Regions from separate parts of the Mus musculus genome. Here region 2 is linked to region 1. Evidence: chromatin loops called from intact Hi-C (ENCODE). Cell type or tissue: left cerebral cortex. All regions are shown on one strand. Links, peaks and the distances in the headings refer to the core of each region. The heading gives the core; the rest is flanking DNA.

Region 1 (12,157 bases), core at 4,246-6,745:
CTGCCCACCGTCAACCTGTGTGGGGGTGCAGGGTCATACACTTGCCAAGTTAGAAGCCCCCGGAAGTGTTTGCTGGGAGATTTTTTTTAGGGCATTTGATCTCTGCATTTATTAGGAAAATGAAAGAGGTGTAGAAATATAAGGAGTTAGAAACCATCTGCCTGGGACTTTGGCAAAATGCCACAAATCGGTATCCCAGGTAGGGCAGGATTAAATATGTTCTCATATTACTTCAAAGCTGCGGTCCTCTTAGAAGCAAAGAGTAATTGACTCTAAATGAAGCAGAATCCAGCAAGGGGCCCTTGTGCTGTTACTCAGCTGTAGACATTAGTTCTCTTTTGCAGAGTCGGAGCCTGAGTTCTTTAACAATTGCACAGACTGTTTCTGGCTAGAGGGGGGAGGTGAGGAAATTGCCCCATTCCTTAAGACTCTGGGGTCCCATTTCCCTAGCCTTCCAGAAGGCCTTCTTAGTCCGAGCTGTGCCCACGGAAATCAGGCTGCATGCTCAGCCCCAGCCTCTATCTCCTTCAGAAACTCATTGACCATGAGAAGCTGTGGGGTTGCCTTCACAGTTCGTTTCTTTTCCATCTGCAGAGAAAGACAGAGTAAGCAAGAAAAATGCAAGTTCACGGAGATTTAGAGACACAGTTTAGCTTTTAGTTCCAACCACCCCGTCTCTACCTCTCCCTGCTTTCAGACATGGCTGCCTCCAGCCAGGTGGTGACTCTCCCTTCTTTGGCAAGATGTAGTGTTAGTGAACAGAAGACAGTTTGCCCCGACTCTAAAGCCCCATCTGGACTACACTCACCCCCCTAGAAGTCACAGAAACAAGAATGCCCTCCTACCCTGCCTCCCTCCCTCTCACCATGGCTGAGTATCTGTTTGCCATCTTTCTCAGAGAATCTGATCAGCCCCAAATACCTAGTGTTTGCAGTTCATTTACACACACACACACACACACACACACACACACACACACACACACACACACACGCCATGCACTGTGAATGATTAGGCAGCAATTCTTTTGTTTACTTTGTGGGACTCATCACAGCAGGAAACCTGGGTGGTGGGAGTGGCTAGTTACATAATAACTATGTATCTGCTTTTGTGTGGAATGGAATTCAGAACTGATTAGTCTCGCCTCAGAACACTCCCTCTAGTCGACACTCACTCCCTGACTTTTAAAGATCACCTCAGTTCTAATATTTCAGGATGCTAGCGCACACACTAAATTATTTCTGAGTCAGTTTGATGTGAGTGGCTGTAATTTATCCTGGGATTAGATGAGATCATGAGCTTGGGTAGGTACCTTTCTTTCTTAAGACAGCTGAGTGAGTACACTGGGCAGTGGTGGCGCACACCTTCAATCCCAGCACTTGGGAGAGAGACGGATCCCCGAGTTCAAGGCCAGCCTGGTCTACAGAGTGAGTTCCAGGATAGCCAGGGAGGGTTACACAGAGAAAACCCAATCTGGAAAAGAGAGAGAGAGAGTCCAAAAGAGAGAGAAAGAGAGAGAACGAGAGAGACCAAAAGAGAGAGACCAATAGAGAGAGAGAGAGAATGAGAGAGAGACTGAGAGAGACCAAAAGAGAGATCAAGAGAGAGAGAGAGAATGAGAGAGAGAGAGAGAGAGAGAGAGAGAGAGAGAATCTGAGAGAGAAACCTCAAGTTAGTTTATGGGAAAACTGGATGTGAGATTCTCTAGCAGAAAACCCCAATCCCCAGAGGTGAGGAGATCTCTTTTTCCCAACTGGTGGGCTCCTGGTGTTTTTAAAATATAAAGCATCCATCCTAAACTCATGCATTAATGTTTGGTTCCAGCTGGCAGCCCCATTTTGCTAGGTCCTAGAGACCTTAGCAAGCGGGGCCTTGATGGAAGAAGTCAGGCCTCTGCCTAGTCTCTCTGCTCTGCTCCCTGAGAGAAGAGCCAGCTACTGCACACCCTCCCTCCCGTTCCATGATGCTCTGCCTCACCGCCAGCTGGGAAGTGGGGAGCCAAGTCACCATGGCTAGCCCTCCAAAACCACCAGCTGAGATAAATCCTTCTTCCCTTTAAGCTGTTTGTGGCGGGTACTTCATCATAGCCATACAAAAATGATTAATATACTGGGACTAGAGCCCAGCAAGGAGTCCCAAACCAGAGGTCAGCAAATTTTAACATGAAGTCAGTCTGTTTCTGTGTGTGTGTCTCTCTTTTCTCTCCATCTCTCTCTTCCCCTCCCTCTCTCTTTCTCCCTACTCCTCCCTCTCTGTCTTTCTCCTTCCTTCTTTCTCCCTCCATCTTTCTCCCTCCATCTTTCTCCCTCCCTCCCTGTCTCTCCCCCCTTCACACACACACACACACACACACACACACACACACACACACACACACACCACTCACCTCCTGAAAAAGTCCAGGGCCCTGGAGTCTACCCCATGCTCATCCATCTGCTTTCCTCACTGAAGACTGAAGATCTCTACTGGCAAATTATTTTTACATCAGCCCCCAGAATTGGCACTGCACAGCACACTATGTATACATATCTTGGCTTCTGAACAAATAGGACCACAAGGAACAACCCACGCTACTGAAGCAGTTGTAGACCCAATCGGTTATTAGTGCTGAGAGGTAGGGCAGACTTCGAGTCTTGCATTTCCATAGGCCTGCTATGCCAGAGATAAGGACGTGCGGGTAGTTAGACCCTGAAGGGGAGGGGGGCAGGAGAAGCGGTATTTCGGTAGCTGTCCGTGGTCCTGAAACAGCCTCCTCCTTCCAGTTGAGCTGTGATCAAGGGACCTCTGGTGCTGCCTAAGCCTGGGCTGCACTGCTCCGATGTAACTTGTTCTTCTGACCTTAGACCTTTGCCAGAGTGTTACTTCTTCTGTCAATCACGACACTGTCTACACCAACTCCACTTGTAACCTCAGCTCCTGAACTAGGCGTTGTGCTCATTCTACCCGTGGCATGTTAGGCTTTCTACAGTAGCAAACGGTGCAGATGAGACACTAGAGTGGGCTAGAGACTGGAGATGGAGCTCAGTGGGTAGAATGCTTGTCCATGATGCACAGAGCTCTGGCTTTGATCCCTGGCACCACATAAATAGGTTGGTCCATACCTGGAATCCAACACTCAGAAGGTAGAGAGAGGCAGGATTAAGAGTTTGAGGGCTATCCGTAGCTACACAGTAAGTTTGAAACCAGTTTGGTCTATAGGAGACCCCATAGCAAAAGGGGGAAGCTTATTAAAACAATAATGGTAACAATTGGGCAGGTATGGTAGCCCACACCTGCAATCTACCACCTGGGAAGCTAAGAACAGAGGATTTGAGAGTTCAAGACAAATCTGATCGACCTGGCCAGACCCTGCCTCAAAACACCAAAATTAGAATGTGACTCTAGAGCAAACTAGAAATGTTTTCACGCTAAATGAATAAATAAACACAGAACAGCAAAGGGTCACTTTCTAAGCTTTCAGCAAAGACGCCTTTCTATGATTGCTATAACCACAGACCAATGGCACAGAAGCACTGCCAGTTATCACGGGCATCCATTGTGATTGTACCTCCAGGAAGAGAGGAGAAATGACCACCAGATGGGAGTCTATGAGCCCAGCATGAGCTAGCTACACGGAGATCACTTGATCACCCACCTTCATATGCCCTCACACTAACAAGGGCTCCCAGGGGCCAAAGAAGCAAGAAACATCTCAATTTGAACCAAATATCATAGAGATGGTTGAGTGTTCCCTTTTCCCCAGTGTATAGGTATCCCACATGTAACAGCAGGTCCCTGGAGAGAGATTGAGGAAGTTATCACTCTGCATGACCTGTGACGTCATGGAGTGCTTCTTATGAGGGATCTGCTTTCATCCTTGATTGTCATGTTCTGAGTCTGGGACATGGTTTGCGCCTTTTTATTGGGAGGTCTGCCTGCTGGTAGCCCTCCTGGGTTTCTTTTTGGTGTGTTTATTGGTCAATACCCTCCCTGTAAGTCACCTGCCTCTTTTATCCTTATAGATGCCATGTTCTATTACTTATCTGTAGGTGAGCCCCAGGATGACAGTGGGGTGAGTGTGCGCTTTGGTTAGCATAGACAAGCATTACCTTCTGGCTTCCATTGTTCCAGGACCCTGCCCTTCCCATTCACCCGGGTGTCCGAGGCTCTAATGGCATCTTTCACATTCAGCCTTGAACCTCTCTTAGATACTAGCCCTTCACTCAAAGGGGGATATTGCCAGGTCTCCCACAAACACACTCAGTGGGATCTCCAGCCGTTCACAGTCTGAGCGTGTCCCCCTGGGGATGGGTTGTCTCTGGCAGCCTTTTGCTCTTTGCCTGCCATCTGCAGCAGCGGCTGGATCAGCACTGTGGGCTTCCTTTCCCCAGGCTTCTTACAGCCACCCTAGTAGCATCTTTCCTGGGATCCATTCCACAGGCTCAAAGCCCGTCTCCTTGGGAGAGTGCTCCCCTGTAAATCATCCTTCCGCAGCCAAAGTCATGATCTGTTCTCTCACAGAGCACGCTCAGTGGTAAGGTCTAGGTTCCTGGTTCCTGACCTGCCTGTTTTCTGGATCTTTTACCTTTCTCCAGGCATCGTTCCTTACTTCCCTTAGCAACACAACAATTCCCCAGCAAGGGTCAAGTTGCTGGCTCTGCAGGGATGTGTGGGCAGATCTTTTTTTTTTTTAAAGATTTATTTATTTATTTATTTATTTATTACATGTAAGTACACTGTAGCTGTCTTCAGACCCTCCAGAAGAGGGAGTCAGATCTCATTACGGATGGTTGTGAGCCACCATGTGGTTGCTGGGATTTGAACTTCAGACCTTCGGAAGAGCAGTCGGGTGCTCTTACCCACTGAGCCATCTCACTAGCCCATGTGGGCAGATCTTAAGGAGGACACATGTTCTTGTCCAGCAGAGACCTGTAACAGTCAGCCTATACTGCAGAAGGCTGGGGTACTTCTGAGGCCCAGAGGACTCTGGGAAGTCTACAAACATGTCCATGCATCAATACTCAGGTTCCAGCTCATTTTTCCACATCTCATTTCTTATTAGTCAGGTGCCCAGCCTAGCCTAGAGTAAGACCTGGGAAGCATGCTAGCTCATTCTCTCCCTCTCTCTGTCTCCTTGTCTCTACTCTTTCTTCTCCCTACTCGATCTCCATCTTTCTCTGTCTCTACCTCTGTTTCTGTCTTTCTTTGTCCCTTCCTCCCTCCCTCCCTCCCTCCCTCCCTCCCTCCCTCTCCATTTCTTAAATATTAGTCCTCAAGTGCTCTACTGCTATTTTACCACCAGCCCCTCACTGGGGATTCTAGGCAGGACTCTACCACTGAGCCACACCTCCAGCCCCTCACTGGGGGATTCTAGGCAGGGGCTCTACTACTGAGCCCAGTTGAGAATTTCTTCACAGGCTGCCAGAGAGGCAGTTGGTAGGCAATTCACTGTCCAAGTTACCATCTGCCCCACAGTCCTCAATTTGTGGATCCATTTCTGTACACACCAGCGTATTTCACTGGTGTGTAAGCCTCATTCACCAGCAGCACATTCTAACGGCAGCATTACTGTCTCTTCTTACCCACCCATTCTGGAGTCTGCAGCACGGGCTGGCTAGTGGTAATTCATTCCTCCTACCTTTCATCTTAGCATATGCACTCTCAGACTCCTGAGGGGAGGAGCTGGAGGACATCAAAAGGTGCACTGGGTGGCAGAGTAGGAAGGTGGAGGTGCAGGTGACCTTGGAGCACACTCCTATAGGGTAGAGAAGGCAGCAGGAACTGGAGGAGGCCCAAAATCCGGCTGTGATTTTAGTCAGCTAGTCCCTCAAGGAGCTCTGAAGCTGGCATGGCTCAGCAGCTGTGTCCTGACGGATGGAAAGGGAGCTGCAAACCCTACTTGAACCAGCTGTGGGATGCAGGGGGTCCTAGGGAGTGGAGGCCTTGGGGGAGGTGACTTCCTGCAGCTCAGAGTTATTTCTTAGGGAGACTCAGCCTTGAGCAGCCTGGCTGGGCTGCCGCCATCTTGTCTGGTCTCTGCCTCCCTGTAGCTCATCTCTGGCTCCAGTGGCCGCTACCCAGGCTCTCCATCCGCAGAGGACAAGAACTGCCCAGTGCTTACTTTTCTGGAAAGCAAACTCCACAGACAGCAATGTTTCTACACTGCCTGGCAAAGACCATTGAAAATGAATGGTAACCAAACATTGTTGGATTCGTGAAAGGCGCTTGGTTCTGAAATGCAAGTTAAGATCTCAAAAAAAAACCAAAATAGCATTAAATAAATAAATTAGAACAACCTGGCACTTTAGCATTCTGAAATATGTTCACATCATTTTCTGTCAACTTAATTAAGATATAAAAGGTAAACAAGAAAACATATTCATTGTAGATGAGATTTGACAGACAGGTACAGTCATCCTAATACAGGCACGCAGAATTTCCCTCAGCCTAGAATACTGCCCCGTATCCCTGCTCTCTCAGATCCCCACCTCCACCCACAAGGTCACCACTGATCTGATCCCACCACCAAAAATTAGTTTGTCCTATTTTAGAATTTCATGTCAGCGACGGGTTCTCTTTTGTGTTGGGCTTTGCTTCTTCGCCGGTGACTTGGGTGCTGGCTGGCATCTTGGCGGTCGGTTTACTTTTACAGGTAAGGCATTCTTACTTGTATGGATGTGCTACCACGCACGCATCCACTCACCTGTCGGACTTCTTTCAGCTTGGCAGCACCACGTTCAGCGACCCAGGCAGTGTGACCCTGGTGAGGTTCAAACAGGAGGCATAGGTGGACTCCATGAGCCAGGATCGTAAACTTCAGTTACTCTAGCAAAGGACCCTGAGAAAACAATCCCACCAAATGACTGGTGCATTTCACCATTTCTCCTATGAAATGCTCCAAGCGTTTTCTTTGGCTGCATCCACTGGGCTACATTGGCTCTCCATTTTTAATTCCGGGTCCTAGCCACGGAGAGACAGGCCTGCCCAGCAATCCATTTGGGCACATGCATGTCAAAGGGACTATATATCATGACATCAGACATTTTGAGAAAATTGCTTTTCCACCCTGAATGCCAAGTCATAAATAATTTCAGGGGAGGAAGAGTTCCGGTAAGCATGTGTTTGACGCCGAGGAATGGTCTGTAAATACTGCAAGCCGTCGAATAAAAAATGAGGGGGCGGGCAGATTTGTGGGGTCACTTCCAATCTGGACCCGGCTATAATTTATTCTACTAAAAACTTCAGGATCTTCCTCCGGATGGTCTTTAACAGAGGGGGGGGGGAGGAGTGTGCCCATCCCCCACCACTAGGACTGCAGCTAGACTCTGAGGGGCTCACAGCTGTGTCCTTAATCACAGTCTTGACCTCCTTGGATAGCAGCCTCCTCCTTTGGAAGGTGGCACTTCATCCTGGAAATGGACTAACACTCTTCACATGCCAGTGAACGCTTTCTGTGGGGTGGGTGGTGAGGGTGGGGGAAAGAAATGAAGGTTGCTGTTTGTGGCGTTTGCCAACTTCTGTAGTGTTAAGTATCTCTACTGATTGCAATGCTAAGGTCCCCGTGTAAGAAATAATAAGCTGATTAGAAGTAAAATATGGAAAAAAATAAACTCAGAAAGAAAGCAAAAAATGGGGGCTGGCGATGTAGCTCAGCTAGTGGAGTGATTGCCTAGCATACACAAAACTCTGGGTTCAATTCCTAGCACCCCACAAACCTGGCATGTTGGCGTTCCCTCGTAATCCAAGCATTCAGGAAGAAGCAGCAGGAGGATCAAGTCCAAGGCCATCCTCAGCTACACAGCGAGTTTGAAGCCTGGTCTATGAGACCTTTCTCAAGGGAAATAAAGGGGACATGGTACTCCTGGCAGGTATGGGAGAGGTATCCTTCCTAGAGGACCCAGGAGGAACTTTAGAGACATCGGTAGATTTTAGCATCTTCTGCTAGATGGTGGATCTAGGCCTCCTGCATGCTAGACAAGTGCTCAACCACTGAGCTACATCCCCGCCCCGGCTGTTATTCTTCATAGTGTCAATATTATATATTACATGTTTTTTCTTGCATAAATGAAATATTTCTTGCTGAAAACCCTTCTGTGGGAGTCTTGGGAGCTTTGAAGTTGCTTTCTCAGCACACTCGGGTAGAGTTTTGCTGCAGGCTGTGGAAGTATCCCTTTTCCTCCTGCGTGCCGTTGCCTCGCAACAGACTCTGTTGCAGAAAATGGAACAAAGACTGGAAAAACCTTTAACCTGCCCACGATCTTGCAGGACCTGAGTATGCAAGGGACAAAGTCTCTGTAAATAAAGATGGGGCACTGAGAGAGCCAGTCCAGGAAGATGGGGTGGTTGGGGGGCCAAGATGCTCAAAGATGAGCCAGAGGCTTAGGCCTGAGGGGGGCCTGAGAAAGCAGGAACTCTCTTCAACAAGGAAGGATCTAGAAACTTGAAAGAGTTGAGAAGGGGTAGGGAAATGGGATCATGGGAATCACTGAGAGCATGGCTCAGGGAGAGCCTCTAGGAATAGGGTAATGTGTTCGTGGGCATGGCCTGCCTCTTGCCCTCATAGTTCATAGCTGAGTTCAGTTCCTCTGGGGCTCAAAATTCCCTTTCCCAGCAAGAGTGTGCACTGAGACTGACTTTTCTGCTCTTCCCTCATTGGAACAAACCCTTCCTCGGAACCACAGAGTCTAGACCCGAGGAGGAGCCAGCCACACAAGTGAGCACCTTCCTGTGTCCCAGGCACCCAGCTCTGCAGTTCCATCCTCAGGCTGCAGGCCAGCCCATCCTGAAGGCTACCAAGAGACAGTTACATCCCCACACCTACCAGCAGCCAAGACACTGGGAAGGAATCACATTATTATCACCATCAGGGGCCCAGGCTTGAGTCTCTCTCTAAACAGGACCGAAGTTGGCAGAAGTCAAAGTGTTCCATTATTGTGATCATCAAAGCCTCAGAGTTCTCCCAGGAGACCCTATGAATCAAGACAGGGGAGAGGCACTGGAGTGCACTAGCTAGCACACAGGGATGTTCGATGCCCCTTAGGTAGAGCCCCTCCTCCGGGCAGGCACCTGTGTCTCTCATACAAGCCCTGCTGGCCCTGCCAGCCAGGTGGGGAGTGCCTGAGGATTTCATTATAAGCTCAGATTAATATCAGGTCCAAGGGGGTTGTGCAGAAGCTACGAGGTCTCCTTTAATAAGGAATCCCATTTCCTTTTGCGTTTGATAATGCGATTGATATATGTATCAACCAGATGTGTTACTGAAAAATGGAACAAAATGGAAGACAAAAATGGCAAGTCATTAACGTAGGCAGCAAGCCTTCCCAGCAGATGTTAGGGACGGTGCTGGGGCAGGGTGCTGAGGTCCTCCTGCCCCACCCACCGCACCCTCACCATACCCAGCTGCGCAGCTGCTATAGCCGACCCCATCTGCTCCCACCCCGGTGCAGCTCTGCCCCTCCGTGTTGAGGAAGCATGGAGCCTCCCTCCTGCTGTTCAATAACTGATGACCATTTTTCTCCAATTAAACTGAAATTGAAGGATCCTCAGACTTAGCAGCCCAAGTAAAATAATTAGTGCTTAAAATGTTAATTGTGCAGATGTGCATTTGCAAGCAGGCAGGCAGGTAGGTAATCCTCCCCGCCCTGCCCCCTGCCTAGCAACCTGGTCTTCCCCAGAGATCCTAGTGTGGGCTGTCCAGAACTCATTCTGACAGTGTGACTTGGGGGTTCTGTTGAGAGACCTATCGTGACCCTTTCTTGTCCCCCAACTCCCATTGGACCCTCCTTGTGGCCATTCCACTCTTCCTTCCCTGGACGCCTACAGACAGTGGTGGCTAACGGCTAAACCCAAGACACCAAGTCATACGTGGCCTAGACCTCAGCTCAGCAGCTCACCAAGCTAGCAGTGAGAACAACAGTAAGGCACAGAGCACCCTACGAATGGGGATTGTAAAGCCAAGAGCCATCCACAAAGCTAGTGAACACCATGTCTTTCCCTACCTTTGTGTCCCAAAAGAGCAACTTCAGAACTGGTGTTCCCTTCCACCAAGGCCGAGGATGGTGAGTGGAGGCAGGAACACAGTGCTTTACTGTGGGCAGTGAAGGGTTCCCCACTGACCTCTCTGAGCCTGCTCACCCTGTCTCCTCCTTGCTCACAGCTTGAATGGGGAACTGCAGAAGCCACCTGAGCCCCAGGAGGAAGGGATGTGGGGGCCATCGATGCCTGCCCACTGCTAGCTGGGTGAAAAAGAACTCACCTCCACGGGGACTTGGCATGTGTGTTGCATTGCCTACATGGATCCCCAGCTCCTATCTTCTGCAGAGACAACAGGCCTAAGAGGGTTAGCGGGTTTTTTTGTTTTTGTTTTTTTAATGCTGTGCATTCTAAGGAAATCCACTTAGGTATTCTGTGTTCTCTGATCCACCACATAATAAGATTCCTTTATCTCTTGTTGTCATGGGAAGTATATATTAACTGATTAATATTAATGTGATGGCTAATTAATATTAATATCTGAGGGGATTCATACTTCACAAGGCACCGATGTTGATGAGTGCGGCTGAGCCCAGACAGCTGTCGAACTGGATGCTTCCCCAGGGAGAGAGAGGACAGAAGCCAGGAATGACCCTTTCCTTCGCTGTTGTTCGTTATGGACACCCTGTCATTAGCTGCGTCTGTCAGGCTCGGTAAGGAAGTGTGTTTGGACTCTGATGGTGGCAATTAAAATCCTTGCGGTCCAAGACAGCGCATTTTATCATTTAAATAGCATTTTACATTCTCCTAACATATTTCGCCGGCAACATTGTTAAATTCGGTGATAAAAGGTTATTTTTGCTTTTGAAGTTGAAATACGTTACCATTATCCCTTATCTGCCTAGAATTAGGAAGGTTTTCCGAACTTGATGTTCGGAAGGTTTCATTATCAAAATTTGCCAGACTTTATAAAGCAAACAGCGCTTCTCCTTCTTCTACCTGTTTTAATCAAAGATGGATGGGAGCGTTGTATTCTGACATTGGGGGGGTTGTTTGCAGAGGAAAAAAAAGGACAGCGCCGTCTTTCCCAGGAGCCAGGGTTCTATAGTGAGGGCTCACGCAGGTCAGTGGGGGATTCATGTTCTCCTTCAGCAGGTGCCACTGCTCTAAAGATTCCAAATGCTTGCCCTGAGTATCCTGGAGGCCTGAAAGATCGGGGCCCCAAGCTTCCTGTATTCAATTCTATGGGACACCACAGCCAGAGGCAGTACCGTCAACCAGTAAAACGAGACTAATTCCTGCCTGTGGCTGTATAGTTAGCCCCCCATGCTGGTGCTTGCTGTATGGCCTTCTGCTACCAGCCCTTGCTGAAACCCATTTTAAACCCTTCTATGGGGGACTTTTGGTATAGCATTGCAAATGTAAATGAGCGAAATACCTAATAAAAAATGGAAAAAAAAAAAACAAAAAAACTCTGACCACCACCCACCATCCATCTCCATCCCTCACCACCGCCATCGGCATACCATCCATAGACTGTCCCACTGCCACACGCATGCGCCATGCACCGCAAGCACCACCTACACGCATGCGCCATGCACTACCATGCACCATTCATACGCATGCGCCATGCACCGCCACACACCATCCTCACCATCCCACCTGCCGTCAGCATGCTGCCATGTGCCCTTCCCCATTATCTATGCTTAACTGTGTCTGACATGGTACACTTAAGCTCCCCAGCACCTCCCAGTTAAGCGCACCCTGATCCAGGGTCAGATCCTCATGGCATTTTGTGAGAAAATCTAGACAGAAACAACTGGAGAGAGGAAAGGTGGATTTGAGTCCACGGTTCCAGGAGATTTCGTTCGATCTGGAGGGGAAGTCACAGCAGGGCACAGCAACTCCCCCTGTGGCAGCAAGAGTGTGAGGCAGTGGCCTTTCACATCATGGAAGTCCATGAAAACAGAGAAAGAGGGTCAGAACTAGGGTGATCATTACATCCAAAAGCCATTCCCTAGTGGCTTACATCCATCAACCACGACCTACCTCCCTAAAGCCTGCAAAATAGCATTGCCTGCTAAGGAACAAGAACCCACCAACACGAGCCTGTAGGGGACATTTCAGATTCCCATCATAACACACATACGGATCGCTCACCCCTGTGCCATCCAGAACGCTGTCCTCTTACGGGCATCCTGCCTTT
Region 2 (12,157 bases), core at 5,296-7,795, 79 kb before region 1:
ATCTATGATTAATGACGTTGTTTGGGGCTTTTCTTATTCCAATCTCTTATCACTGCAGTCTCATTTTTCCCATCTGTGTAACCTGCGTGTTTATGTCGGATTCATCTGGGTGCCAGCGTCTCCTACTTTGCTAACTAGTCTATTCTTAATCTCTGAAAATGTGTTTTTGAAATTCCAATCACTGAAGTTTTCATTTCTTGAGACTCTGTGGAGATATTGAAAATCTACATGCCTGCCTTTTATGATTTCCTGTCTTTTCTTTATTGCTTTGATTTTTTTCTTCTTAAAAAATATATTCATTTGAGGCAGTATCTTGTTATGCAACCTGGGTTGGCCTTGAACTTACTATGTATAGCCCAGGCTGGCTTCAAATTCACACCAATTCTCCTGCCTTAGCCTTCCAGAGTTCTGCCACTACCGATGTGAACCGCCTTCCCTAGCTTGAGTTTATCTGTACCCTCAAAGGTTTAAAATGGAAATCTTCACATAAACAATAAGTAAATTCATGCAAATCAGATTCTGCCCTTAGCTCGGGTTCTGGTCTGCTTCCTCGTCAACCGGCTTCACCGTGAGTCATTTCCTTGTGTGGATTATGGCTTCTATGTACTATTCTACAGAAGCAAAAATTATCCAGACTAATTTAAGGTTGGTACGGATTTTTTTTTTAATGGTATCCCTGTGCTTCCTGCGTTGTCAAAGTTGGAAATTATCTCTGCTGCGGAGTTTGCCTGCATGCACAGGTCTGGGATCTATTTATCCTGTTATTTCTGGCACGGGGGTGGGGGTGGGTGGATACCAGTGTCCCACAGGATTCCACAGCCACAGCGTAGGCTAGGGGTGTGTGCAGACTCCTTTTTTTCCAGAAGACATTTCCCCTTTGTACAGCATCTCTCCCCTGCTTTCCCTAGAGTTAACAATTTGGTTTTTTTTTGTTGTTGTTGTTGTCATCTTAAAATGTATTTATAGTAGATGTGTATATGTGCGTATGAGTGTATGTGAGTGAGTGTGTGCATGAGTGAGTGAGTGCATTTACATATATGTGTGTGTGCGTATGGTGTGTGTGTGTATGGTGTGTGTGTGTGTGTACACATGCACACATGCACAGGTCAAAAGATAACTTTCGGGAATCAGTTCTCTCCTCCCACCGTGTGGGTTGCAGGGATTGGAATGAAGGCCTGGTTTTCCTGCATCTGCCTCCCGAGGAGATGAGTCTGAGACCAGGCCTGGCTTGAGGGTGAGTCTAGCTCTTGTCAAATTGAGGTAGCAGACTCTGTGGAGCCCAGTCCAGTCCTTGTCTTACAGGGGTTCAGGCTGCATCGAATCCACTTGTGGACACCTCTGGGTCTTTCCTCTATACTTTGGGGCCTTGTAAACACTCATCATTTTCCCACCTCCTCCTCCCTGTTTCTTTGTCCCCTCCTCCTCTCACTTTCCCTCCTCCCCTTCCTTCTCCTCTTCCCCTTCTCTTCTGCCTGCTCTCATTGTCTTCCTCCTCCTTCTCTTCCCCCTCCTCCTTCTTTCCCCCCTCTTCCTCCACATCTTTCCCTGTTTTCCCCTTCCTCTCTCCTATCCTCTACAACACAGAAGTCTTGTAAGTATGTATGTAATTATTTTGCGTTGTGTTTTACCCAGCAGTTCTGTGCCTTGGTGCAGGGGGCCGGTGCCAAGCAGGCTATGTGTGTCTAATGTGATCCTTCTATTTAGACTTTCTGCATCTATAGTAACAAGCAAGATTAGTCTGTGATTTTATTTTTCCTTCATCTTTGGCAGGTTTTAGAAACAGGGTTATGTGTTATTCATAAAATTAATTAGGAAGTTTTTCTGCTTTCTTTATCCTCTGGAACATTTTAAATGGGAGAGAAAATATCTTTTCCTCGAAGGCTGGAGCTAGCGGAGGACAATGTAGCCTTTAGGGTGGGGCATGTTTCATGCCTTGATTTTCTATTCAGATTTCCCACATTTTAAGTCAGTTTGTATCACTTCTACCTCCTAAGACTACCATCCATTCAATCGAAAAGTTAGAATCTCTTGCGGCATTCTTACATTGTAACAGCTTTTCTGCACAGTGCTATTATCTCTTTTCCATTCATGTTTTCCCCTCTACTCTTTTTTTTTTCTTTTTGCACTGCTAGGCACTGAACCCAAGGCCTTGAGCATGGTAGGTACTAACTCTACTGCTGAGCTACACCCCACCCCATACTGAGGGATTCTAGATAGGTGCTTCACCACTGAACTATACAGCCTTCTAGATGCCCACCCCTGATGCTAGGGACCTCTCGTTTCTTGATTAGAACCCTACTGGAGATTGGTCTGTTTCTTTGGCCTTTGTGAGAGGCAGCCGCTAGATTCATTTATCTTCCCTTGAACATCTGAAAGGCATCACTTTCTCTCATTATCTTAAATACCTGTCACGACTGCCGTTCTTGCTCATTTTCACATTTTTAAAAGTTGAGCGTCCAGGTCATTTATTATCTTTTTTCTTTTTTACATGAATGTAACACTCCAGCCAGTAGTTTTCTCCGAGCGGAGTTCTGGCTACATTCCATAAGTTTTGATGGGCACAAGTTGCCATTATCATAATTTTTCATAGTCTAAAATTGCTGTTTTTATTTCCTCCTTGATGTGAGAGAAGTGTTCAGAATACCCGAGAGCGCCCATTTTTCTTTTATTATTAATTTCCAGCTCAATAGTAATATATCCTGTACATTTCTGAAGAATTACCATACTTTCGTGAAATCTAAAATGCTGCCGATTATAAGGCACATTATTATCTTTTTGTACCAGTGGGAAAAAAAGGAGGGGCAGCACTACTTAAACTCTAATGTCTCCTCAATTATTAGAAGCATCCTGGTTTTAGAGCTGATGTCAAAAGGCATAAAAACACATGTTAAATGGCTGACATGTGCATCATGGGGAGAGATGTGATCTAAATTTCATTTGTAGTGTACTGTGACTGGGCATGGAGTTTGTCATCACTTTTTAAAAAGATATTTTATGTATTTGAGTGTTTTGCCTGCATGTGTCTGTACACCATGTGCATGCAGTTCCCAGAGAGGCCAGAAGAGGGCTGCAGATCCCCTGGGGCTGGAGTTAAAAGTGGTTGGGAGCTGCTATGTGGGTGCTGGGACTGAACCCATGTGGTCTGGAAAAACAGTCAGTGCTTTTAATCAACAAGCCAGTCTCTCCAATGAATATATTACATATACATGTATATATTTCTACACATGTACATGCAGGCAATGCATAAACTGTGCATCTCAAATCTTCTGTATACCCTTCATTTCTCTTAAGCCCATGATCATTCCAAGTCTCAATGAAACTTGTTGAATCATCTGGCCTGATGACGGTGTTGTTGATTTTGCTTGCGATTGTGATGCTGTAACTCTCAGTTCTGGCTCCTGGCTCTTTAACTCCATCTTCGAGCCTTTGAAAACAGGACTCTCCTTTCCCCAGGGAAGGTCGAGTGTATAATTTCTACTTTCTTCCATCAAAAACAATGTCATAGCCAATATTTTTCCCTGTCATTTTTTAATATTCGATCTTATTGCATTTTGGTTAGATAATGACTTCTATTGAGGTTTCTTTTTTTGTAGTCCAACATAAACCAAGTTTTCAAAATAATTTTTGAGCAATTGGGGAAAAATGTGTTCTGTTTGCTGAACACAAAAGAGTGTGAAAGAGAGCCAGATCTTATAGATCAGATTACTTATATTCCTTTAAATGTTTAAAACATTTTAATTGTGTGTGCACATGTGTCTCTGTGGAGGAGGGGTAAGTGCACATGGGTGAAGTGCCTATGGAGACCACAAGAGGGCACCAGGCCCCTGGAACTGGAGTTGTGTGGTAGTGAGCTGCCTGCTGTGGATGCTGGGAACTGAACTCAGGTCCCGTGTAAGAACAATGATCACTTTAACCTCTGACTCATCTCTCTAGGTCCTAACCCTCAGTACTTTTCACTTAATTTTGTTTTGTCTTTGCTTCACTCTAGAGCCCAGATCGACTGTGAATTCCTTCCTACATTTTTCTCTCCCGAGTGCTGGGATTACAGACATGAGCAGCCACTTCTTAGCTCATCCTCGCTTAATTTTAATCATATAATTTGCTTATTTAAAGTATGTTAAAATGTGCTGTACACTTCTAACTTCAGCACTTGGGAAAAAGAGGTAGGTGATTTTGAAGCTAGCCTGGTCTACATAGCAAGATCCAGGATAGCCAAGGATACATAGTGAGACCCTGTCTCAAAAAAAAAAAAAAAGGGATTAGAGAGATGACCCAGTAGTTAAGAACACTAGCTGATCCTTCATTGGACCTGGGTTCAATTCCCAGCACCCTCACAGGGGTTCACACACAGTGGTCTGTAACTCAAGTCTCAGGGTATCGATCTGATGTCTTCTTCTGGCTTCCATGGGTACCAGGAACACACACACACACACACACACACACACACACACACACGGTACACAGACATACATGTAGGCAAAACACTATACTCATTATATATATATTGTCCTGATCTTCTTACCTTTGCTTCCCAGCCTTCAATGCTGTGCTGTGAAATGCTGTGAAGTATTGGCAGGTTCCCTCTGTGGGAATAACTCCTGGCTTCCTCCCAGTTCCTTCTTGCCTCTAAGAGTTGGGCTTTTGCATCTGCCAGCTTCCTAACCTCTGAGTAGCTGCCCAAATCTCTGTACTGTGGCTTTCAAGGATTTTTTCCCCCTTCCCAATCCCCAGTCAACTGCTATGGCTTGGATATGTGTCTCCTAAGAGCCCACACGTTACAAGCTCATTGTCCTACCCTTGGTGCTATTGAGAGGTGGCTGGACCATTAACAGGTGGGAATGAGGAAGTAGCCCATTGAGGGTATGTGTGGAAGGAGATATTGGGGTGTAAGCCCCCATCTTTTCTTCTCTTTGTTTCCTGGATGCCATGAGGTAAACGGGCGGCTTCTATGGCACGCTCCCACCATGATGTGCCGCACTACCTCCATACCAAATGAACATGGGCTGACGCCTCTACAACCCGGAGCCAAAATAAACCTTTCCTCTTTTTAAGTTGATTGTCGAGAGCATTTTGTCACAGCATCAGAAACCTAACACACCAGCTCCCCTCTGTGGTTACAGGCCCAACCTTGTTCTCTTATTTGAATGCTTCTTTGATCCTTCTGCTGGGAATTTGGGAAGAAAAGGAATTAAACAAGCAGCAATACCTTCCGCCTTTCCTTCAGCTTCTGTTTTTCCACAAACGAAAATAATTCACTGGAATGCGGCTCACATCCTTCCTCGGCCTCAGTTTCCCACTCACGTGGAATTAGTGACATTGTGGACAAGAGTGTGTGGTGGGAAGGCACAGTTGCAGCACCCTTGGCCTTGAAGGTGGGTGTAGAGGGCTGTGTGGTAGTAAGCAGCCCCGACTGTATGTTTGTAGCCTGGGGACCCTGGAAACTTGGGATGTTACCAAACACTATATATGTCATTTTTATCCCTACACATACATATCTATAATAAAGCTTAAGTTGTAAATTGGCCACAGCAAGAGATTAATACTAACTAATAATATGACAACTATAACACTATCGTATATGAGTCATTTGAGACCTAAGAATTGTTTGCAGAACTATGCAGTGTTCCGGGTAATATTTGACTATGGCTAGCAGAAACCATGGAGGGGGAACCATAGATTTGGTGGTGGGGGATGACCCGTGGGGACAGACATGATGGGGACAACCACTGTGGTTCCATCTTATTGTCCGGCATCATGGGAAGGGTCTCTTCTAAAGACTGGGTAGTATCAGGGGGTCATCAGTTGGCAGAGCCTATGCCCATTACCCCAACAGGGACTGGAGTGCATTGATTACTGTGCCACGCATGAAGTTCTCACTGTAGACCCCTCCTCCCAGAACAGCCACTGAGGGGAAACCCTATGCTTAGCCCCATGCATGTCATCAGCACAGCAGGGTGGATTATAGCTCATGTCTATGCTCATAAAGTCACCTTCAGGAGTGCAGCCCCCACCCCACGAGGGTCCTTGTCTTTCTCCAAGAGAGGGTTACATAGCAGGGCCATCATAAGAAAGATGGCACCTATGCCCAGCATGGTTCTCCCGGGCAGCCTCTGGAGCCTCTGCTCTAGCTATCTGCGGGCTCTCTGCTATTTCCTCTGTCCACTCCCACCCAGAGTACACAGTGACCAGAGAGCTGACCCCCGTGACTCCATTCTCCACCTGCAGCCGGGCTGGTCTTGAAAAGGAAATATTCCCAATGTCCCTCCCCTGGTTACAGGCTGCCCATCAGACCTGTGTGAGCAGTGTGCTTCACCGCTCCTCCCCTGCCTCTGCCTCCCGTCAGGCATCACCCCTGTTCCAGACAAGGTGACACACTGGGGTCCCTTGCTCATCGGTATCACTGGGAACTCTGTAGGGCCAACCAGGTGTGGGCACACTAACCAGCACACAGTAGGTGTTCACTGAGGGTTTTCTAAGCAGAGATGATATGAGGGTACAGGGAGCGGGGAGGAGGAGAGGAGGAGGCGGCAAATGAGAAGTGGGAAGGAAAGGCTGCTGCTGAGCCAGGCCCCGGGCTCTGCTGTTCCAGCTCCGAGTTTGCCGCACTGTTCCCAGCGGGTGCCAACTCTGAATGCCTGCTTAAGTCACTCCACGAAGCTCAGCTTCTCAATCTGTTTTTTATTTGCAAGGGCCAGATCCGTCTTCCTTTTTTAAAAGTCAAGCTTCTGAGAAAGTCATTTATATTCACAGTGATTCTCCTTTCAAATCGAGTCTTTGAATGGGGTGTTTGGAGTTGTGGATCATAGGGGCTGTGCCAGCAAAGGCTGCGGGTCCTTGACAGGACTCTCCGAGCCCACGGGTGGAGGGGACATCCTCCAGTAGGTAAGATCTGTGGCAGGGACCTTCAGTTCATCTGCTGATGGCTTGCTTTCCAAAATGACCTGCAGGACGCTTTTCTGTATTTAGAGAACACGTCCCTATCCGGGTCATTTATTTGAACTCTTGGTCCCTCAGCTGATGGGGGTATTTTGGAAAGCTTCAGGCAGGGCTGAGCTGGAAGAAATGAGGGATGGAGATGGAGGGAGCTCTGTGCTCCGGCCTGCCAAGCCTGTGGAGTCTAAGCTGTGCGCACCTGTCTCCATGAACACCATTTCCCCCCCAGCCTCCACCTCACCCGCCGGTAACTCTCTGAAACTGAACCATACAAATCCCTCTTCCCTTAGGTTGCTGCTGTTGATGCAGAGTGGGTACTATTTTGGGGAAAAGGAGGGCTGTTTATGCTAAACATAATGATGAATCTGGTGTGTGTGTGTGTGGGGGTGGTCATTGGAATCTTCTGGACAGCTAAGAAGCATTTAGTATGTCTGCTTGTGCCACCTGGGCAAGAGATCCAAGAGCTAGTCTGTAAAGAGGAATGTGTTTTGAATTAGTTTATTTTATGTGCACGAGTGTTTTGCTTGCATGTATGTCTGCGCACTGTGTGTGTCCCTGTTAATGGCAGTTGTAAGTCACCTGACGGGGGGGGGGGGTGCTGGGAATCAAACCCAAGTCCTCTGCAAGAACAAGTGCTCCTAACCACTGAGCCATCTCTCCAGCCCCAAGATTTATTTTGTTTTTGGCTGTGTGTGTGTGTGTGTGTGTGTGTGTGTGTATGTATGCATGTCTATATTTGAATATGTGCACATGTAAGTGCAGGTGCCCACAGAGACCAGAAGAGGGCATCATCTGGAGCCGAAATGACAGGTGGTAACCTGACATGGTGCTAGGAGCCAAACTCCTCTGATCCACTGAAAGGGCAGTGAGCACTCTTAACCTTGGAGCTGTCTCTCCACACACAGACAGACAGACACACACATACACACACACACATACACACTACATATATATTATATACATGTAATTAATTTATGGCTAAAGCCCACATATGCAACAAAAGCCACAACTGTATGTCCTCTGCATTCCTATTTGTAAGGACCCGTATAGATCGAAGTCCAGGAAGGATTCTGCCAATGGTCCCTGTGGAGTGGATTGAGGTGGGCGTAACCTTCAAAGGAATCTTCCCTGCAATCGACTTGCTCAAAGGCTTTCCGTGTGGGACTGTTTTATCTGTGTGCTCGTGTATGGATTTGTGATTGGGAATCGGTACGACTTACCCTCAGCTTCTGGCATTTTGCTTTTGTTTCTTTGAGTGTGTTGAATGGCTCACCCAAAGTTTAACAGGCAACCCTAAAACTTAATTGACAGGTAATTTATGAAGAAATTGTATCTGTAATTTAGGCCATAGGTCAAAAATTCTCTGCAAGGTGCTGAAGCAAAATCTTGGGCTTTGAGACAGCAGGTCTCCCCTGAATCTGCTTGGCTGGCATACTGCAGCATGAGGGCAGCCCTGGATGGAGCGGGGAACATGTGGGTGTGGCTCTGTTCCAGTTCCAGTTTATTTGCAGGGCTGGAGGCGTGACTCCATGGTAGAGTGCTGGCCGAGCATATATACAAGGCCCTAGGTTCAAGCCTAAGGGCCCAGTCCTACAGAAAGCAAATATGAACATTAAAGTTTAGTCAAGGAAACAGGTGGCTGGCAAGTTTGATCCATGGGCCATCATTTGTGGGTTCCTGGTTTGACTGATCTGGACATAGAGGGGTATAATGATACAGGGACGTGGGAAGTAGGTTGGTTATGGCAGGCTTTTAATGCAAATGGTTTTGCTGAAGAGCAGCAATAGAACTTAAATTTATTTATCATTATTATTTATAGGATCATTTTTATATGTTGTTATTATTAGATTTATTTTATTTTATGTGTTTGAGTGTTTTGCTTGCATGTATGTCTCTATCATATGTGTGCCTGGTGCTCTCCGAGGCCAGAAGAGGACACTGAATCCCCTGGAATAGGAGCTCCAAATGGTTGTGAGCCGTCATGTGGGTGCTGAGAGCTGAACCCAGGTCATGTGGAAGAACAGCCCTTATTAATATTTTTGATATGGATATGCATGTGTGTCTTTGAGGACTGGCTCCTCGATGCCTCTGGAGGCAGAGAGAGCCTCTGGGAGGGACCTTGGCAACTCTTTTGGCAAGTTTGAGGAGTTTGCATCGTCTGACTGGCACTCAGAATACAGAGATAAAACAAGGCTCAATGGGAGTGTCTCGCAGAGCCCAAGGGGAGCCTCAGAACTCAGACTGGAGCAGACCTCCTCCTCTCAGGTTTTGGAAGAGGCCTGTGGCTGAAGGCATCCCCGGCCTCCTTGGTACTGTCAGGAACTGCTATGCTTCACTCGGCTTTCCCGAGGATCACGTGTGAGCTGGTGGCTCAGAGGGCTGATATCGAGGCAGCGTGGGCTGCAGAACAAGGAGAGGTCATTAGCATGGGACTGTGTAATGTTAATTACATGTTAATTAGTCACATGACTGTAGATAGGCCACTTGGCCTAAACAAATGACACATAACACGGGACTAGGAAACTCAGGGGCCTCCTTCCTCCACATCCACCGAAGCCTATCAGGCTGTGTATGAGGGAGCACGCGTGTGCACCTGCGAATGGGTGAATACACTGGTTAGCTTCTCACCGCTGTGACCAAAATACTCAACAGAGACATTTCACAGAGTTAGATATTTATTCTGGTTTGCAGTTTCAGAGTTCAGTCCACCGTGACAGGGAAGGTCTGGCAGGGGACTCAGTTCACATTAGGTGGCCCCAGGGTGCCAAAAGTGGCCCCAGGGATCAACTGCCTCCCACTAGTTCCCACCCCGTAAGGTTCTGCTACCCACCACAATAGTGCCTTAGGCCGGGAACCGTCTTTCAAATATGAGCCTGTGGGAGACGTTGTTTCATATTTGAATCCTTAACAGTGAGGAAACAGAGGGCTCCAGCGGTCTCACTCTGTCGTCCCTGAGAGAATCCTCTCTGCCTGGTGTCACTGGAGTTCACTGGATTAGAAGGAAGGTAGCTCTTAGCAGTTCATGAAGACAGGAGAGGGTTGTATTGACAAGAACAGGGTCACTGTAGATAAAAAAGGGAAGAGAGTTTAGGAAGTGGGAGGGGCTGAGGCAGGAGGCTGCAAGCATTGGCAGAGGTAAGGAGGGGCGGGCATGGAAGTTCTCAATCACCAATCAGGTCAGAGCGGGGGGCGGGGGCTCCATACAGGGCCCCTCACATTATCTTGGTGAGGTTTGAAGACAGACTTAATTAGAAGTTGATGGTTACAGGATATTCTTGTGCAAATATCTGGAAGATGCCAAAAGCCAGCCTGACAGGCCAGGTGCTTCTTACGGTGGCTGTGCACCTGTGTTTGGCACACTGGCTGGCACAGGTCAGTACGGAGAGCGTCATCTGGCCTTGAATAACAGTGTTTGTGGGTGGAGATACTAAGAGACTGTGTACCTTTCTGTCCACGGAGACCAGTGGTCAGCCGCAAGTAGACATCACCTGCTGCAGATAGCATATGAGTGCTTTTCTTGTTCATGGGGGGGGGGGGGGGGAAAACCACCTGGAAGAAGCAATGGGGGGGGGCAATTTATTTTTGGCTCACTGCTTTGAGAAGACACAGCCCATGGCAGTGGGAAGCATGCTCATTGCTGGGCCAGCAGCAGCGCGAGGCCACAGTTTACGTCGTATCTGACGTCAAGGAGCAGAGAGCTCAGACTTGGCTAATTACTTAGAAGCCCCCTGACCCTGCATCCAAACGGTCTCACCTCAGACACTTTGCCACCACCTGGAAACTGTCCCAACACTTGAGCCCCTGGGGAACTGTCTGCACTCAAACCCTAATACCCAGGGACCCTTTTCTTGGACCCAAGACTGGCTATTATAGGAAGGACATTGGAAAAAGCAGCAGAGGAGAAAGGCTTAATGTATCCCCTGAGCAGAATTCCTCCCCTGCAGGAAATCGGATCCAATTCACACCCTCACCCAGCCCCACGAGAACGGGCTGGCGCTGGCTGTGTTTGGTAACATCGCAGCAAACGGCCACCTTGTCTCTATTTTGGTTCCCGCCACTGCTTCTTCTTTCTGCACCTTTTCCAAAGTGTTCTTTCCTCCTGGAAGGCTCCAGTGCCAAGCACCCCCAGCTCCTTCCCGTTTTGGTAAATTAGGGAACAAATGGTGCCAAGTTGTTCTCGGCTCTTTCACGAGATGATTCGTAACCAGCTTATTTTCCTTTCCTCCATTGAGTGAACGCATTAAAACTAAAATTAAATCATTACCCGCAGCACACACGACAATCCCCTTCATAATTACATCCTCTTAATTGGCATCCGAGAGCCTGGCTCATTTATAGTTCTTGCTGCAAAATGTCTCAGCCACGTTGGTTTATTTTTTAATTTATTTTTGAAGGTTTAAAGGTCAACAAGAATATCTTACCTTAATTTGACAAGCGTGCGAGAAATGATGCTAGACTCATTTATGTTCAGGTAATGTACAAAGGGATCTATAAATCAAGTGGGGTGGGGGTGGGGTGGGATATTAGACGACGCCATATCGGAGCCATCTGCCTCCGTTCTCAGAAAAAATCGATACCACAGAGAAAGCACGGAAGATGTACTGATTCATGCCCCTGTGTCAGGGGAGAGATGTTGGCCATTTTTAGTGACACTTCATATCCTAAAACAACAGGGGGGGGGGGGCTGATGGGGATGGATGAGAGTGACCACAGCCTCCCTTATAGATGTCAAAGAGAAGGTCTTGTGTGTGTTCAAGAAAGGGAGACACTGAGGTCCCCTCCTCCCTGTGACTCTGCCTTCTCTAATGTGGTCTCTGCAAAAGCTGCTGCACATACTACCATGGTGTGGAAGGGAATTGAATAGACTGCGTCGCAGTGATTGTTGCCAGGGGACAAAGGCTCCTGCCTGGGGATCCCGGTTTTTCCATTCGGTGTGTGCCTCTCCAAACCTTGCCTTCCTTTGGGGGCCTTCATTGACCATCTTCAGAGCTGGGCTTAGAGAGAACCTGCAGGCTCCACCAAGATGGGTGTTTGGCTTGGTCCACTGAAACAGGAAGAGGTGAGGTGAGGCGGCTTTGTGGGGCTGCAAGGATGCTTCTGTGCAAGTAGAGTTTGGAAAAATATCAGTGAAATTATTGCACCTTTCCCCCCAGGTATGGTTGCAGGGTGTTGCACAGTTTTGCAGGAGGAGGAGGAGCCAGATCAGAGGACCCCACATGACAGT

The links. Peaks named below come from ENCODE experiments on the same cell type or tissue, not always from the same donor. Only the 100,000 strongest peaks of a DNase experiment are listed, where the experiment ranks them.
Region 2: it touches region 1 in a loop (6-fold over the local background); 1 of 42 quality-filtered maps calls a loop at or near these places.

What each region holds. Positions count from the first base shown.
Region 1 is chr7:34,693,506-34,705,662 of GRCm38, reverse strand. All of the region lies in intron 2 of Chst8 (carbohydrate sulfotransferase 8), which reads left to right. Among named protein-coding and RNA genes, the nearest start is that of Gm12781, 40 kb to the right of the region's middle. In left cerebral cortex, for the core only: no CTCF peak of the experiment used is centred there; a DNase peak (open chromatin) is centred at 5,576.
Region 2 is chr7:34,773,073-34,785,229 of GRCm38, reverse strand. All of the region lies in intron 1 of Chst8 (carbohydrate sulfotransferase 8), which reads left to right. Among named protein-coding and RNA genes, the nearest start is that of Gm38987, 34 kb to the left of the region's middle. In left cerebral cortex, for the core only: no CTCF peak of the experiment used is centred there; a DNase peak (open chromatin) is centred at 6,615; H3K27ac peaks cover 820 bases.